2 separate regions of the Homo sapiens genome follow, and region 1 is linked to region 2. A link is a contact called in ENCODE Hi-C or POLR2A ChIA-PET data. All regions are on one chromosome and are shown on one strand. Each heading gives the region's core, a stretch centred on a gene start or an enhancer-like site at or near the end of the contact. The rest is flanking DNA. Distances are from core to core; before and after follow the strand shown. Region 1 has its middle 100 kb from the start of EDN3. Region 2 overlaps ZNF831 (zinc finger protein 831).

What was found. A loop is a pair of places that touch in the nucleus more often than their neighbours do. ChIA-PET counts read pairs that join two places held with the same protein, here RNA polymerase II (POLR2A). Pooled maps may share reads with other maps.
Region 1: a loop to region 2 is called in a map of thyroid gland, with 2.7 times the contacts of the local background. The contact joins two enhancer-like sites. A Hi-C loop is called at or near these places in 35 of 168 maps with a recorded cell type or tissue (A673, B cell, CD4-positive, alpha-beta T cell and 25 more), 13 of 37 single-sample maps with no recorded cell type and 34 of 50 pooled maps. POLR2A ChIA-PET finds 5 or more read pairs at or near these places in 3 of 52 experiments (CD4-positive, alpha-beta T cell, Caco-2 and activated CD8-positive, alpha-beta memory T cell).

What each region holds. Positions count from the first base shown.
Region 1 is chr20:59,400,197-59,404,197 of GRCh38, reverse strand. No RefSeq gene overlaps it. Among named protein-coding and RNA genes, the nearest start is that of EDN3, 100 kb to the right of the region's middle. Within about 2 kb of position 1,362, at least 3 of the 41 ENCODE cell types and tissues checked have a DNase peak (open chromatin) inside an H3K27ac peak, as active enhancers do; they include thyroid gland, where a contact is called at or near this core.
Region 2 is chr20:59,219,626-59,223,905 of GRCh38, reverse strand. All of the region lies in intron 4 of ZNF831 (zinc finger protein 831), which reads right to left. Among named protein-coding and RNA genes, the nearest start is that of ZNF831, 58 kb to the right of the region's middle. RefSeq lists a silencer at 1,245-1,314. Within about 2 kb of position 1,630, at least 11 of the 41 ENCODE cell types and tissues checked have a DNase peak (open chromatin) inside an H3K27ac peak, as active enhancers do; they include thyroid gland, where a contact is called at or near this core.

The DNA of each region.
Region 1 (4,001 bases), core at 113-2,612, 180 kb before region 2:
TTGGGGTCCTAAGTGGGGTTCACTGTGTCCCTGAAATCAAGGTCTCTTGGGCCCCTAAAAGGAAAGTTTTCTGGAAGCTTCTGGAAAAGTCCCTTGGAATCTGAACATCTACGAGAAGAGGAGAAAGGAAGGGAACATTGTATACAAAGACACCACAGCTGCCCAGTGGGTCAGGGGCGTGCGTCTCTGAGGGTCGGCTTAGACCTGGCAGCTCCGAGCCAAGCAGGGATTCGGGATCCGCACAGCCGGCGGGGGGCCCGGGGGGTGCGACCGCTGTGCTGCCGGCAGTTCCGCCCGCGGCCTCGTGGTGGCGCTGTTGTGCAGCGAGTGAGCGCGGCGCGTGGGGGAGGCTTCGGCAGCGCCGGGGCCCAGAGATCTGCAGACTTCGCTGCGCCAGAGTGGGGGTGCAGCGTGGGGAACAGCCCGCTGGCCCCTTCTTCCTCGGGCCCCGTGCCCCCCACTCAGGTTCCTGGGGCAAAGTCATGGTTGTTGTCATCGCCCCTGATTGAGCCTAGATGAGACGTGGTCCCAGAGACAAGGGATTCAGGGGACTGGAGGAGGGACCCCCGCTGGGGTGGCTCGTTGGGGACCAACTTGCCTGGCACCGAGATACCCTGCCCCGCTCCAGGCCTGGGAGCATCCTAGGAGACTGTGGCCCGGTGTCCTCGGGGGCCTGGCACGGGCTGGGTTCAGTGAAGTGGAGGGTCCCCTCTTTCTGGGCAGGGGCGTCTGGCCGCGAGGGCGTCACGGGGTACATTGAACTCCTGCTGCGACACCTGTGTATCCAGGCCCGGGAGAAGACAGAGCGCCTCCCTGCAAGGGGAGACCGGTTCCCACCTGGACTAGGTGCGGGGACAGGGGGAAGGTCCCTGAGAGGACCCTGGGGACGGAGCAGTGGGAGAAACTTCCTTCTTTCCTAGTGAAAGGCACTGCCTGCCCAGGGTGCAGAGTAAATGGACAGTGACATTGGGCCCAGACAGTGACACAAACACCCTTTTCAGACATGGAAAGGGGGTGCGTGTGACAAAGACAGAGAGCTCTCCTAGCTAAAGAGAGAATAACACAGGCACTCTCTTCTCGTGATAAGAAAATGGGTGACAGTGACCCATGCCCCTTTTTCTAAAGAGCAGGAGGGAGAGCGCCGGGTTTTCAGATTTGCAGGGCGAGTGCGTGCAGGTCCCCAGCCCCTGTAAGGGGTTAAGGTAGGAGATATTTCTGCTGGTGGGAAAAAGCAATAAACTATGATTTTTCCACCAGAGGGAGAGAGAGACAGAGGCAGAGAGAGAGAAAGATTGATTTTTCTTCTTGGAGAAAGCACACACAAGCACGTGTTTTCCTGTGTGCGGGGAGAGACAGAGCAACAGGCAGGGCCGTGTGCACACACCCGTAACATGTGCTACCTGGGGAGTGAGCAGGTACTTATGTTTTCCTAATGTGGTGTGTGTTTCTTGGCTGTGGCAGGGGAAACGTTTCCAAGAGGGAAAGAGAGAAAGAAGAAGAGAAAGAAAAAAAGAGGGAGGGCATTTTCTGCCTGTAACATACACGTATACATAATTTTCTGCAAGCTACAAAATAGTGTTTTTCAAGTGGTGCACACACACTTCCCTAGAGAATGGGAGACATATTTGCTTAGCAGGGGAGCCCGGTGAAGAGACGTGTGTGTGTGTGTGTGTGTGTGTGTGTGCGCGCGCGTGTGTGTCTGTACTGTGTGTGTGAGAGAGAGAGAGGGGAGACAGTGAGAGGGAAAGACAGTGAGAGAAAGAGAAGAATTTTGTTCCCACTTGGAAAAATCACATACGTATTTTTCTGCTTACAGGGAGACAAATCCACACAGAGAGACATTTTTGCTTATAACCACACACCTATGAATGCACACAGAGTTTTCTTCTTTTCCAACGTGTGTTTTTCATATTTTGTGTGTGCTTTCTTGGGGAGAGGGGAGTTATGTTGCCCGGTGATGAAAAGCTTTAGAGAGAGACTTTTCTGAGAGGGAAAAAGAACATTTTCTGCCTGGAGACACATGTATTTCTGTGAGCCGAGAATTTCAAAAGTGTTGGTATTTCAGGTGGTGCATACTTAGTGAGAAAACAGACATTCTGCCTGAGATTGTGTGTGTGTGTGTGTGTGTGTGTGTGTGCCAGTGCACCTCACGTACATGTTTTCCCGCAGAGAAAAAGATGCGTATATTTTTCTGCCTGCAGGAAGAGATAGACTAACAAAGTGAGGGTTTTTTTCCCACTACACACGTGCACACAAACACACACACACACTTTTCTAAGTGTGGAAAGACGGTGAGAGTAGGTTGTTATTTTTTAGGGAAGAATGTATTTCTGCCCAGTGAGTTTTGAAAAGTGACTTTTCTGAGTGAAGATTAAGAATATTGTTATTTGCCTGGAAACAAGCAAGCACATAATTTTCTGCAAGCCCAGAAATAGTGTTTGTTTGCTTGTTTTTCAGGTAGTACATAGAGAAGAGCCACATGTCTGTGTGTGTGTGTGTGTGTGTGTGTGTGTGTGTGTGTGTGTGTTGGCGTATTTTTTCTTTCTGGAAAAAAAAGAACATGTATTTTTTTGCTTGCAGGGAGGCAGCTCAACATGGAGAGACTTTCATCGGCTTGTACCCACAAACACACACACACAAAAACAAACACACAACCACAACCACAAACACACATTTTCCTTCTTGTTGTGTGTGTGTATGTGAGAGAGAAAGAGAGATTTCTGCCCAGTGACAAACCTTTAGAGAGAGACTTTTCTGAGAGACAGAGAATATTTTCTACCTGGAAACATATTTTTCTGAGGGCTGGGGATTGGAAAGTGCTGGTTATTTCAGATGGTAAATACTTAGAAAACAAAGACATTCTGCGTGTGTGTGTGTGTGTGTGCACATGTGTGTACATCTGTGTATATAAGAGAGAGATAGACAGAAAAACAGACAGTAGTTTTTCTGCCTGGAAAAAAAAGATACGTGGTTTTTTGGCTTGCAAAAAAAAAAAACAGACCAAAAGGGAACAGTTTTTCTCACACACACACACACAATTTTCCAATATGAAAAGGAAGTCAGAGTGGGAGTGATCGTCTTCTCTAAAGTGTTTTTCTTGGGGAGGGGAATCATTTCTCCCAGTGAGAAAGTGCTCTGGAGGAAGCAATTTAGGAGGAAAAAAAATCATTTTCTGTCTGGAGACACACACACACAGATTTTCATAAGCTGAGAATTAGAAGAAAAAGAAGTGATTTTTAAGTGGTGACACTTGATGGGCAGGGGGAAGGTTTCTGCCTACGCACGCGCGTGTGTGTGTGTGTGCGCAGACATGGAAAGGCTGACAGGATGTGTACTGACGTGCACACAGTGCTCTTCTGGTTGTGAGTGTGTGCGCGCCTGCTGACTGGTGTGAGTGTGTGTGTGTGCAGGGGAGGGCACGGCAGGTTGTTCAGCCTAGTGACAGAGCACTTTAGACATTTCTCAGGGAGCAACAGTATTTTCTAACTGGAGATAAAGGATTTCTCAAGAGCCAAGAATTGGATAATGACCTTTCAGGTGGTGCAAAGTTATTGAGAGAAGGGGAAACACGTGTGTGTGTGTGTGTGTGTGTGTGTGTGTGTGTGTGTGTGTGTGTGATTTTTCTACCTAGAAAAAGACACATTTGTTTGCAGAAAGAGATGAACCAACGGACATTTTTTTGGCCACGTACATGAGAGTGTGTGCAGGTGCACACACACAGACTTTGCTCAGTGTGAAAAGGGCGGGCGAGTGTGAGTGGGCTTTTCTCTGGTGCGGGAGAGAGTAGAGGGCAGCTTCAGGGACAGACATTTGAGTGAGACAGATCATTTTCTGCCCGTAAACAGACACAAAATATTCCAAGAACTGAGAAATCATGTTCTAGGTGGTGAAGCCTTAGTGAGAATTGGAGAAAGGTGTGTGTGTGTGTGTGTGTGTGTATGTGTGTGTTATCTGAATTGTGTTTTCTTGGGGGCCCTTTCTGGGTGAGAGAATGTCTTGTG
Region 2 (4,280 bases), core at 381-2,880:
GAAGTAAAGGTCTCAAACTAGCTGACTGTATTTGGGCCCAGATGGGGTATGTGTGCAAGTGCACGTCCGTGCGTGTATGTGTGTTTAAATTAGCACCCTGTAAAAATTGAGAGATTTTATTTAACGTGAAATCTGGGTTCTGCCTTCCCCGTAGAGCTAGATGAATACCAGCCAGCTGGCCTCACCACACAACAGCCAAGGTTATATGATTCAAAGCACTCTTTCAAATTCTAGATATATTTTGTGTAGTGTTACTATCACCCCCATTTTACAGATGGGGAAACCGAGGCACAGAAGAGCTGAGACACGTCCCTAGGATGACATGACTACAGGTGGTGAAACTCGGCAGCGAGCCCGAGTGCTTTCCTCCGAGGCCCGTTCCCGTAGCCGCTGGAGCACCGCTGCCTCTGCTGGGAGGCTGCTGCCGGCTCGTTCCTCCTGCATCTCTCTGTTAAAACGTTTGCTTATTAACATTTTTCCATGTGCTTTTAAAAAACATGGCTAGTTCTGAAAGAGAACCAGTGTGTCTGCAAGCTGGAGAGGAAGGAACCATCGCACACACTTGGCAAGCGAAGGGTCCGGGAGTCCTGGTCACCGTGCAGCGATTGGGAGCCTGCATTTTGCGGCAGAATCCTGGATTCTGCTTTACATCCCTGCGGACAGAGAGCACCCAATAGAGCCTTCGGCACCTCGTTTTGTCCTTTTTCTTCTTTCACCCCCATCTCTCACCCTGGTCCTGGGAAACTGAAATAATGTCCCCCCTCTGACCTCCTCCAAGGCCCCCTTCCTGCCTCCTCCTGTTATCAGCTGGGGCTCCTGCCTCCCCTCTTCGTGAACATTCTTACTCTTGCATTTCTGGGTGGCGTTTATGTGAGGGCAGTGAAACATCATCCACAGGCTGGGGTCGTCTGGTGCGGGGGCCGTGACGACAGTCGCTTGCTCAGCGGGGGGTCCCAGCCGATTTGCAGAAGCCAAGGAACTAGGATCAAAACCCTGCTCTCCCTTCCTTCGGCTTCAGCCTGCTCCCTTGGTTCTACCACGGAAACCCCTACGAACATAAAATAAATTTGTACCGCCAGGTCCCTGGTGTTCAGAGCAGGTGCCCCTGATTGCACGAGTCTGGGGTCCGCCCGCCTCCCTCCCAGACCGGACTCCAGGCCGTGCTGCGCCGCGGAGCGAGGAGGGAGCCGGGCTTCGGCGGTGCCCGCGATGGGCGCTAGGGGGCCCCCGCGGAGCTTGGAAGGCGGCTTTGCTGTAAATCCCAGCCCTCTGCGCTTTCTTCCGGGTAATAAATTCACAAGGCTTGTTTTTTAACCCCCACCAGAGGTTAAAATAGTTTCATAAAAAGTTTTGGTAAATTCATGGGTAACTTTTGAGGTTATGTGAGGTTGTTGTCACACAAAAAAAAAAAAAGAGAGAGAGAAAAACAGAGCCTTTCTTCTCTGCTCCTGCAAGATTGAGGCTTGGCGCCGGCGGGGGCGGAGGGGGCCCGGGCTTTGTGTTCTTCCAGAAGCATCCACGTGGCTAGGCGGCTCTCCAGGCCCCCGGGCGCCCACCCACCAGGGTAGGGGGGTCTCGGGAGCGCCCAGCCAGGGGTCCGCACCCACCCCGCCGCCCGCCCGGGCACCCTGCAGCCTTCCCGAGGCTTCGCTGAGCTCGACCCCCAGCCCAGCTCAGCCCAGCCCGTGGGGCGAGTGGGGTTCGGGGCTCTGCGTTGATCGCTTCCTGCCATGCCCGTGGGAATAAAGCAAAAGTTACAGCCCCTGAGTAGGGGTTAAAAAGAACTTTATCAGATTGATAAGCTGGGAGACAGGAGGAGGCAGAAAGAAAACAGCGCAGTTAAGGGAGGGGGCGTCGCACATTAACTATGATTCAGACTCCAATGCACTGAGTTCATTTTTCAATCTGCCTTTAGGTAGGGGAAAAAAAATAAGGAAATTATGGAAAATTGAGAAATAAACATCTCTGAGAGTGCTTTGCACCCGGGGGTGCTTAACGAACACTTAATAATTTCAAACGCTAGTACTTAGAAAAATGGCTTTTGTCCGTTCCCGGCACGCCAGGTGCCTCCTAGCAAAACCGGAAAGCTGAAAATGACTGAAAATGATCGCTAATGTCTATGTGGAGGGTGGTACAAAAATCACTTGTTCATGTCCTTTGGAAGTTAAGGAAATAAGCAAGCCAAAATTTTAAGAGTTTTAGCAAGGGAAAAACCTTGGAACTGAGCTTGCATTTCTTTTCCTCAACGTATGAACTTGGGCAAGACTCCTAATTAGGACAGGGCTGGCCACACATCACCTCCTGACCCCACGGGGCCATACTGAAAATTAGATGAGGAAAAACATTTGGAGGAAACTCTCAAAATGCTACTGCAGGAAGCAATGGTTGTTTTTGGAGCAGATTCCCCATGCTCCCTGCCAGCAGCCAGCAGTGGGGTGAGGGCCAGTGTGAACTATTTACCTAGAGGACGATGGGGTCCCTACAAGAGCACAGTATTGCCAGGGAGGCCTCTGGGACGAGTTGGAGCTTGGAGGATTATTCCAGTTTCGTCATTTTCTCAACCTGGAGGGCAAGTCTCACCCCGGCAGGAAGAGCACCATAGGCATGCATGTAGCACAAACTCAAGGGCCCAGAATGTACTCCCGAATCCCTACGAGCTCCCTGCTGGGGAAAGTATGGACCTGCACCATTCACTGCCTCCCTCCTTTGGCTTGAAGACGTCTTGTCCAGACCTGGGGGGAAAATTCAGTGTATGCTCACCCCTGCCACCTCCCAGCCATGATAACCACACACTGTAAAGTCCTTTGTAGTTCACACAGCACTTTCACAGTCACTGTCTCATGTAACTTGAGCCTCTCCTCAATCTCAAGGGCAAATGAGTCAGGTATTCCTGGACAGGCTTCATGGGGTTCTTGGGCACCAGATTAAATGAATTATGGACTCAGAAACTCCAGCCCCATTCTACAGATGAGGACCTGAGACAATGAGAAGGAACAAATTTTGCCCAAAGAACTAGTAAAAGTCAAGACTCAAACCAATTCCTCTAAATCCAGAAAGCAAAATTATTTATCCTGTACCAGCCTTGGCCTCAAAGGAGGCTGAGAGAGAAAGGGAAACGTTAGGCTTTCCAAGGTTAATGGAGTAAGGTGGTTGAGGAGACTTTGGAGTGTCTGGCATCAGAAGGAGCAGATTCTTCTTTAAAAAAAACAATAAAAACAGAATTGTGTTCTCAAATTCTAGCTAGATGTTGAGACCTAACCTCTTTCTCTCTGATTAAAAGGGAGGTTAGGAAGGGGTTTAGGCAAGTGTTAAAGATGGAATCAAAACAAGACTTTCTCCATGGCATGATCAAGAGGCTGGAGAGGGAGTTGAGAGGAGAATCACCTTCCCATTATGAGTCAGTGTCACTGAAGGTTTCTCTCTGTAGCCCCTAAAGTTACTTCTCCCCTAGGTTCCACTCACACCTTAGTTAGAATTAATCCTACAGGCTCATCTGCCTCCAAACCAAAAGGGCCTGGCCCCTTGTGAAGACCAGGCAGCAGGTGGGTGTCGGGGAAACAGACCCCGCAAGGCGCACCTGGTGCCTCCGTGATTTTGTTGAGAGTGAGTCTTGCCTTTTGTGTCCCATTTGTAGCCTGTTGAGTTCCATCCCTGAGATCCTCATTTTTCTTCCTGCCTCATCCACTGATTCTATTTGGCTACTGGTTCCAGCACGTTGCATAGGAAAATTCCAGAACAAAACTCAGGATTCATTTGTGGCCCTCTGCTGAGAAGGGGGTCTTCCAACTCAAATATGAGAACGGTTTTCAGAAAGTCTTTCAAAAGCAGAACCGTCCCCATTTCAGGTGTGGGATTGAAGGTATGAGAGTTTCTCTCCCTCCCTCTCCTCTTTTCTCTCTCTCAACTTTTAACATAAACACATATTTATCTTTAAAATGCCCATATTTCAACCTTCTCCTTCAATGACTATATCGTCCTACCCACCCACCTGCCCACTGAACCCATCATTAGTGCACTACCTATTGTTGCCTTCCCACCTTCTGTCGGCACAGACATCAGAATTCTAATCATGGCACTCCGTTTCTACAGGAATCTATTAGTGATTGCTAAGGGAAACACTTAGCATTTTAGATAAATAAGTACATAGTAGTTAAGTGCTCCATTCCCAGCAGTTTAGAGTATATGGCAAAAATTCTTTATGATCGAGGGATGAAAGAAGGCATGATAAAGAGTGACGGCCTTCGGTTCTCCCACATGCCCTGCTGACATTCCTTTCTGCA